2 separate regions of the Homo sapiens genome follow, and region 1 is linked to region 2. Evidence: read pairs that join two places in POLR2A ChIA-PET (ENCODE). Cell type or tissue: GM12878. All regions are shown on one strand.

What was found. Peaks named below come from ENCODE experiments on the same cell type or tissue, not always from the same donor. Only the 100,000 strongest peaks of a DNase experiment are listed, where the experiment ranks them.
Region 1: POLR2A ChIA-PET joins it to region 2 with 6 read pairs; 15 of 35 experiments call an interaction of 5 or more read pairs at or near these places.

The regions. Positions count from the first base shown.
Region 1 is chr11:117,164,527-117,168,526 of GRCh38, forward strand. PAFAH1B2 (platelet activating factor acetylhydrolase 1b catalytic subunit 2) reads left to right here. Exons shown (of 6, transcript NM_002572.4): 6 at 2,895-4,000. The coding sequence ends at 3,173. Among named protein-coding and RNA genes, the nearest start is that of SIDT2, 12 kb to the right of the region's middle. In GM12878, no CTCF peak of the experiment used is centred here; no DNase peak of the experiment used is centred here.
Region 2 is chr11:117,088,630-117,092,629 of GRCh38, forward strand. The region is part of intron 1 of SIK3 (SIK family kinase 3); the gene reads right to left. LOC124902763 (a long non-coding RNA gene) reads right to left here and starts at 149. Exons shown (of 2, transcript XR_007062899.1): 1 at 1-149. In GM12878, no CTCF peak of the experiment used is centred here; no DNase peak of the experiment used is centred here; H3K4me3 peaks cover 1,065 bases; H3K27ac peaks cover 516 bases.

The sequences.
Region 1 (4,000 bases), 76 kb after region 2:
TTTGGATTACTTTGTAAGTGTCCTGTTTTACTGCTAATATGTTAAAGGTGGTATATTAGACATTCTAATCTTCTCTAAAACATAAAAAATTTCATCAGCAAGAAAATGGATACTTTATAGTTGTACCCTGAACAGAAAGGTGCTACCCTTTTGTAGAATTAAAGCATTAACTCTTCATGGTCTCAAAGGTGAACAGCTGTCTGTTTCAGTATAAAAGTCTAGCTGTAGGCCGGGTGTGGTGGCTCACGTCTGTAATCCCAGCACTTTGGGAGGCCGAGGCGGGTGGATCACAAGGTCAGGATTTCAAGACCAGCCTGGCCAAGATGGTGAAACTTCGTCTCTACTAAAAATACAAAAAAATTAGCTGGGCGTGGTGGCACGTGCCTGTAATCCCAGCTATTCGGGAGGCTGAAACAGATAATTTCTTTTTTCTTTTTTTTTTTTTTTGAGACAGAGTCTCGCTCTGTCGCCTAGGCTGGAGTGCAGTGGCATGATCTCGGCTCACTGCAAGCTCGGCCTCCCAGGTTCACACCATTCTCCTGCCTCAGCCTCCCGAGTAGCTGGGACTACAGGCGCCCGCCACCACACCCGGCTAATTTTTTGTATTTTTAGTAGAGATGGGGTTTCACCGTGTTAGCCATGGTCTCGATCTCCTGACCTCGTGATCTGCCTGCCTTGGCCTCCCAAAGTGCTGCGATTACAGACGTGAGCCATCACGCCTGGCTGAAGCAGAGAATTTCTTAAACCTGGGAGGTGGAGGTTGCAGTGAGCCGAGATCGTGCCACTGCACTCCAGCCTGGGCAACAGAGCAAAACTCGGTCTCAAAAAAAAAAAAAAAATGTCTAGCTGTAGATATTCTTAGTCAGTTTGAAACATGTTTTAGCAAAATCTGATACAAATTTAGTTCTTTAGTGAGATGGTGTTAGGAAGATAGTCATTTACTCAAAAAACCTGAGGATCACTGTGTACAAGGCACTATCCTAGTTCTTGAGCATACAAAAATGAGTAAGACATAGTTTCGGTCTCAAGGAGCTCACAGTCTAGTGTATGGAGACAGCAACACAGAATTATTATACTGTGTGCTGTTTAGAGTAAGGTGAAAACGTGTTTAACAAAAGTTGACATCTGCATTCAAAGACTTCATTGGTTTCCAGACAAATAGGGAAAGAAGGAAGGTATTATAGAAAAATAAAGAGAATTGAGCAAAGGCTTGTACATGTATGTGTTTGTTGGGTGAGCAGAGGAGGCTGCATAAAGTTTGAGCCTGGGATGGTTAGGAGAAGGAGGCCACAACCAGGTCATGTAGGATTTTTTTTTTTTTTTTTTAATTTGAGATGGAGTCTCGCTCTACTGCCCAGGCTGGAGTGCAGTGGCGTGATCTTAGCTCACTGCAACCTCCGCCTCCCGGGTTCAAGTGATTCTTCTGCCTCAAATCCCAAGTAGCTGGAACTACAGGTGCATGCCACCATGCCCGGCTAATTTTTGTTTGTTTTTAGTAGAAACGGGGTTTCACCATATTGGCCAGGCTGGTCTCGAACTCCTGACCTCGTTCGTGATCTGCCCGCCTCATCCTCCCAAAGTGCTGGGATTACAGGCGTGAGCCACTGCGCCAGACCAGGTCATGTAGGAATTCATATGCTGTTGGGATGTTTGGATTTTATCCACAGTTGCTGGGGGGCCAGATCTTTTTTATTACAAGGCATTTCATTTACTTGTTGAGGTACTTATTTATACCTGCCTTATTCCAGAAAGGATTGTGTTAAGAGTCCACCTGTTAAGTACAGTGACTAGTACATAGTATTTGCTTAGGAAATATTTGTTGTATGAATGTTGCTCAATAAGCCTTCCATATTCTTTGTTTTTAAATTGGATATACAAAAGTGTTAATTATGGTGTTGTCCATAATACTAAAACTTTGGAAATAACCTAAATAGTAGTATCATGGAAATGATTGTATAAGTCATTGAATATGATAGCAGTAATCACATTACAATTATGAGGGCTGTGTGCAAACAGACTTTATGGTGTATTTAAGTGAAAATGTTTTTGAATTGCTTTGCTGGGCATGGTAGCTCATGCCTAATCCTAGTATCTATGCAATTGGAAAAGGGCTACAAGAAGACAAAATTAAAACAGTTATTCCAGGGTTATTCCAGGGTGAATAGCTCTGATTCATCAAGACAGCATTCATTCCACCTCTTTTTCTCATAGTATATTATGGTGTGGGTTCCATGTGGCATTAATAGATGATGTGTATCTATGAGCTTGATTATTCTGACAGCCAAATGGAGAATGGATTGAAGGGTAGACAACGTTGGAGGTGGGAAGACCAATCAGGAGGTTTTATAGTAATTAAGATGATTGGAGATAAGTTCCTGAGCTATAGCAGTGTATATAATCAGGATGGAGACAAGAAAATGACATTTAGGATGCAAAAGTTGAATAATTTAATGATAAATAGATAAGATATATGGGATGTGAGACTTGCAGATGTTGGAATGACCAGTTGATAAAGAGGAAGAGCATAGTTTAATGAATTGCTTTTGGATCAGTTGGGAGTGCCTTGGGAACATTTAAATTTCTTTCTGTAGCTTAGAAGTTTCATATGTAATTCTGAAGCTCTAGGAAGAGATCTGGCTAAAGTATTTAGAGTAGTGGGCCAGAGGACAGGTCCTTGAAGAATACCAACAGTTAAGGGACAGGAGGAAGGGAACCCATGAAAAAACTAAGAAGAAATGGTTAGCTTTCATTCAAAACAGTATTTTCCAATGTTTCACAACTCAAAGGTGTAGAAAGTGCCAAATGGAGATGTTCCAGGAATATCTGAAGTTATAAATAATAAGTAGAGAAAAATAAGTGAATCTTCTAATTTAATGTTTTCCACTGTGCCCCAGGGTTTGTTACCTCGAGGTGAGAAACCCAATCCTTTGAGGCAAAAGAACGCCAAGGTGAACCAACTCCTCAAGGTTTCGCTGCCGAAGCTTGCCAACGTGCAGCTCCTGGATACCGACGGGGGTTTTGTGCACTCGGACGGTGCCATCTCCTGCCACGACATGTTTGATTTTCTGCATCTGACAGGAGGGGGCTATGCAAAGATCTGCAAACCCCTGCATGAACTGATCATGCAGTTGTTGGAGGAAACACCTGAGGAGAAACAAACCACCATTGCCTGACTGGCTCTTATCAGTGTTAATAGCATCTCAGCTTCCTCAGATCAGTTCTATCACTGGCACTACAGAATCCTTCTCTTTCTTAAGGCACTTTGCATTGTAGAATGTTCCTGGATGTTCATATCTAGTGTTTGAAGGGGAGGAGGGATTTAAACTGGTCCTGTACATAGAAGGTTTGTTTGACAGAGGAGAAAAATTAGCCAAGGAAGATTGTTGTTTAAATTCATTTGAAACCAGAAGGGGACTTTTTAGTTGTATGTGTAACACATTCATTGAATTATTATCACTGTTTTCTTGGGACAACATCAAGCCTAAATACTGAACAATATGAAGATTCTTTTCTTGGCCTTTCTGTGGATTATGTCATATATAATAATTATCAGAATCATTCTACTTGGCTTTAAAACATGTTTTCTCCAATTTTTTTAAGGTTCATAATTTAGCCTTTTGTTTTTATGTTGCTTAGATTCTTATGTATACTGAATATTTTATTAACATGTAGCATCAGGTTGAACATGCTTGTCATTGATATATGGAAGATGCTATAGTTAGAAGTGAATTTGTTCTGCTTTCTTAATCTTTTCCATGCTTAGCAGTGAAAAACAGGTTTTGCCCCAGTAGAGGGATTCTTTGGAGGGTATTATTTTTTATGCTGCTGAATATCATGTCTATAATAGACCCGTGCATGCAGCCTTTCCTCCTTATTCCCCTTCATGCCCCCCTTTCCCCTTCATTCCCCCCGCCACCCCGTTTTTTTTTTTTTTTTTTTTTTTTTGGTTCTTGTTGACATTACAAGCTTTTAACACATTTTTGACCTAGGAGCCCTGTTG
Region 2 (4,000 bases):
CACTGTGCCATCCTAATGAGCAGTATAAGTTAGGTTAGGTATTTTTCTTTGGTCCTTTTTTATTTGAGAAGTGCTCTGGCTCTGTTGCCCAGGCTGGAGTTCAGTGGTGCGATCATAGCTCACAGAAACCTTGACCTCCTGGGCTCAAGCGATCCTCCCACCTCAGCCTCCTGAGTAGCTGGGACCACAGGCATGCACCACCACACCCCTGGTTATTTTTATTATTATTATTTGCAGAGATAAGGTCTCACTATGTTGCCCAGGCTGGTCTCCAACTCTGGGGCTCAAGTGATCCTCCTGCCTCAGCCTCCCAAAGTGCTGGGATTACAGGCGTGAACCACTGCATCTGGCCAGGTATTTTCTTTTTTTACTTTTAAGTAAAATTATGCTTGGAAATTTCAAGTATGTCAAAGCACTGTCAGAAAATAAACGGCATCTAGCACTTGGACTAATCCAGAGATGCCCTTAATAAATGTTTATAAGAGTAAGAAGCTGGCCGGGCGCGGTGGCTCACGCCTGTAATCCCAGCACTTTGGGAGGCTGAGGCGGGCAGATCACGAGGTCAGGAAATCGAGACCAGCCTGGCTAACACATGGTGAAACGCCGTCTCTACTAAAAATACAAAAAATTAGCTGGGCGTGGCGGCAGGCGCCTGTAGTCCCAACTACTCTGGAGGCTGAGACAGGAGAACGGCGTGAACCCGAGAGGTGGAGCTTGCAGTGAGCCAAGATCGCGCCACTGCACTCCAGCCTGGGCAACAGAGTGAGACTCCGTCTCAAAAAAAAAAAAAAAAGACTAAGAAACTGTGTGACTCAGGTATTGGGGTGGCAAGAAGACTTCATTTCACTGAATGCTCCTTTGTACCTTTTGAATTTTGGGCCATATATCATCCATTTCTATTTCTGATAATTTTGCACGTTTATTGGATGGATGGATGGAATAAAAAATTTCTTCTCCAAAAAATTCCGTCTCAAGAAATGTGGGCAACTAACCTACATTTTCACATTCAATTCTGGGGGGAGCTATGAAAAGTAAAGTATACTGCTGGTAAACATGCGCTGGAGCTGAAACTAGACAGAAATTTGATAATTTTTCAGAACTTCATCAAAACCTAAATTTAGTTTAAAATAACTGGCCGAAAGTATCCAACTGAGTGAGCTCAGCCCACACAGACAAGCTTCAACAGGCAATGAGTCTGCTTCTCTTTCCGTTTCAACTTCTGGGAAATGTGGCTAAGTATTCACAATCTGATTCCTACCTCTTTGAAAAGCCTAAGTCTGAGATAAAATACCATCAGTGTCCAGAGGCTCCTTGTCTACCACGGATCACACACCTGCTAAACACAAATATGTTCCTAACATAACTTACTGATGGCTCATCCAACAGTTCCGTACTCGCTTCCGCAATTCTATTCTGAACAGATCCAAAAGAAGTCTTTCAAGCTAATTCATTCAAGACTGTTGAGACTTCTCAAGGACATTGCCTACGCCATTTATTTAGCAATATTTTATTAGATTAGGATAAAAGCCCATTTGAATGTATATAATTTTCACCCTCTTGATGTTATCAGTCATCCACGGGACTGTATGACTACATTATTATCCCAGAAAGGGACCAAGCTACTCGCTATTAGGAGGAACCAGGGACTCACCTACCTGATAGGTGAGATCATTCATCTGGAGAACAGCCATAGCCCACAGACCAGAAACTAGAACTATATTAAGAAGAATTCCTTCTTGTGTTTACTTAGGATAATGAAAAAAAAAAAAAAGAGGAACCCTTGATATAAATGGTTCTCTTGACCCTCACCTGTGTCATCAAGGTATATATCTAGATGACCAGTTCTCTTAATGAGTTATAAGATGTCACCATCCCTGGAAAGTGTTAGTCATTTAGTAAGTGAGGAGCCCATCTAAGAAACATACCCTCAAAGGTAGATCAGACCAGCCCAGCAGAACAAATGTATAATTACCAATATTCCCTAGGAGTTAGCTAGATATAATGACATGAGAAAACTACGTAAGGCAGACTACTTTTACGGTCATTGCATGCTGTGTTTACTTCTTTCCCTTTTCATTTTCTTCATATCTCAGTCATGCCAAGGGGCATCTGACTAGCAGATTTAAAGGCAAAGCAGTGGACCCATAGGGTACTAAAAGTTAGTGGCAAAGGTGACAGAGTGGTATAATGCCAAAGGACAGGTGAAATACAGGGTTGGAATATTTACTCTTCCTCTCTACTCGGAAATGTTTCCTCTCATCATGACATCTCGCTTTTGGTTTGTCTTATAGAAAGGATAAATATCTTAGACTTTAATTGGTATAGGTGTATCTCGCTTCCCCAGTAAAAAAGCAAGTGCTCAGAAGGCAAGGGCACTGTTTTCTGTGATTAGAGAAGTCAGGGTAGAATTAAGTAGGAGTAGTGATAACTGGATTCTAACTCCAGCTCCCCCACTAACTACCTATAAGACTCCGGGAAAATGGGAGTGAGGAGAGAGATGAGCCATGAATCTAATGGATAATTGGTCTAAATGACTTTAAAAGTCCGTAAAATCCTGAGGTTTTTTTTTTCTTTTTTTTTTTTTTTTTTTTTGAGACGGAGTTTCACTCTTGTTGCCCAGGCTGGAGTGCGACGGCACGATCTCGGCTCACTGCAACCTCTGCCTCCTGGGTTCAAGCAATTCTCCTGCCTCAGCCTCCCAAGTAGCTGGGATTACAGGCATGTACCACCACGCCTGGCTAATTTTTTGTATTTTTAGTAAAAACAGGGTTTCGCCATGTTAGCCAGGCTGGTCTCGAACTCCTGACCTCAGGTGATCCACCTGCCTCAGCCTCCCAAAGTGCTGGAATTACAGGCGTGAGCCACCATGCCAGGCAAAACCTGAGATTATAAATTCTGTTAAGTCTGTCTTTCCAGACTGTGGAGAAGACAGAACTAGAATAGAACCTCTCTAAGGTCTTTTTCATGCCCAATAAATCAACAAATACTTGTTAGTTGATCATGCTTAATTTATGTGCAATTTATGTCAATATTCCTCTACAGTGAGAAAGAATATAAGTTGTTAAAACTGAACTCCTCCCTTGTGCCAAGAAATGCATCAGAAAAGGATTCTTGCTCTTAACCATAAAATAACCAGCATGAGTTGCTGTTTTTCTTTTGGTTTGTTTTCCTGAGACAGGGTTTCACTCTGTCACCCAGGCTGGGATACAATGGTGTGTCCATAGTTCACCACAGCCTCAGACTCCCAGGATCAAGTGATCCTCCCGCCTCCACCTCCCAAGTAGCTGAGGCTACAGGTGCGCACCACCACACCCAGCTAATTTTTAAATTGTTTGTAGAGATGGGATCTCACTATGTTGCCCAGGCTGGTCTTGAACTCCTGGCCTCAAGTGATCCTCCTGCCTCATGCCCCCCCAAAGCACTGGAATTACAGGCATGAGCCACCACATCCAGCCACGTTTTAAAAACATAAATTAGGTGATATTAGTGTTCTGCTTGATACTCTCTGATGTCACCCCCGTGTCACACCCAATTCCATAAAATGGCCATAAGACCCAGATGATCTGGCCCCTCCTACATGTCTGGCCTCATCTTTTCCCATCCTTCCACTTGTTTGCTAAGGTACCATGGCATCATGACCTTGTGTCTAATCTTTGACCAAACCAAACTCACTTCTGCCCCATGGCCTTTGCACATGCCATTCCTTCTGTAAGGAATCTTCTGTCTTCCAAATCTTCCCAGGTTGGCTTTTTCTCATCACTCAGGTCTCAGCTCAAATATCATCATCTTGGAAAGAAAGGTCTTCCCTGACCACTCTATCTGAGGCAGCAGCCCCCCCCAGGGATTCTCTAGTCCGTTTATTTTCTTCCTGGTATTCATTCCTATATGAAATTTTTAATTTTTTTACATGTCCCTTGTCTGTCTCCTTCTACTAGAAAGCTCCAGAAAGGCAGATGCTTTTTGTCTCCCTTGTTCATTGGTGCACTCCAGACCCTAGAAT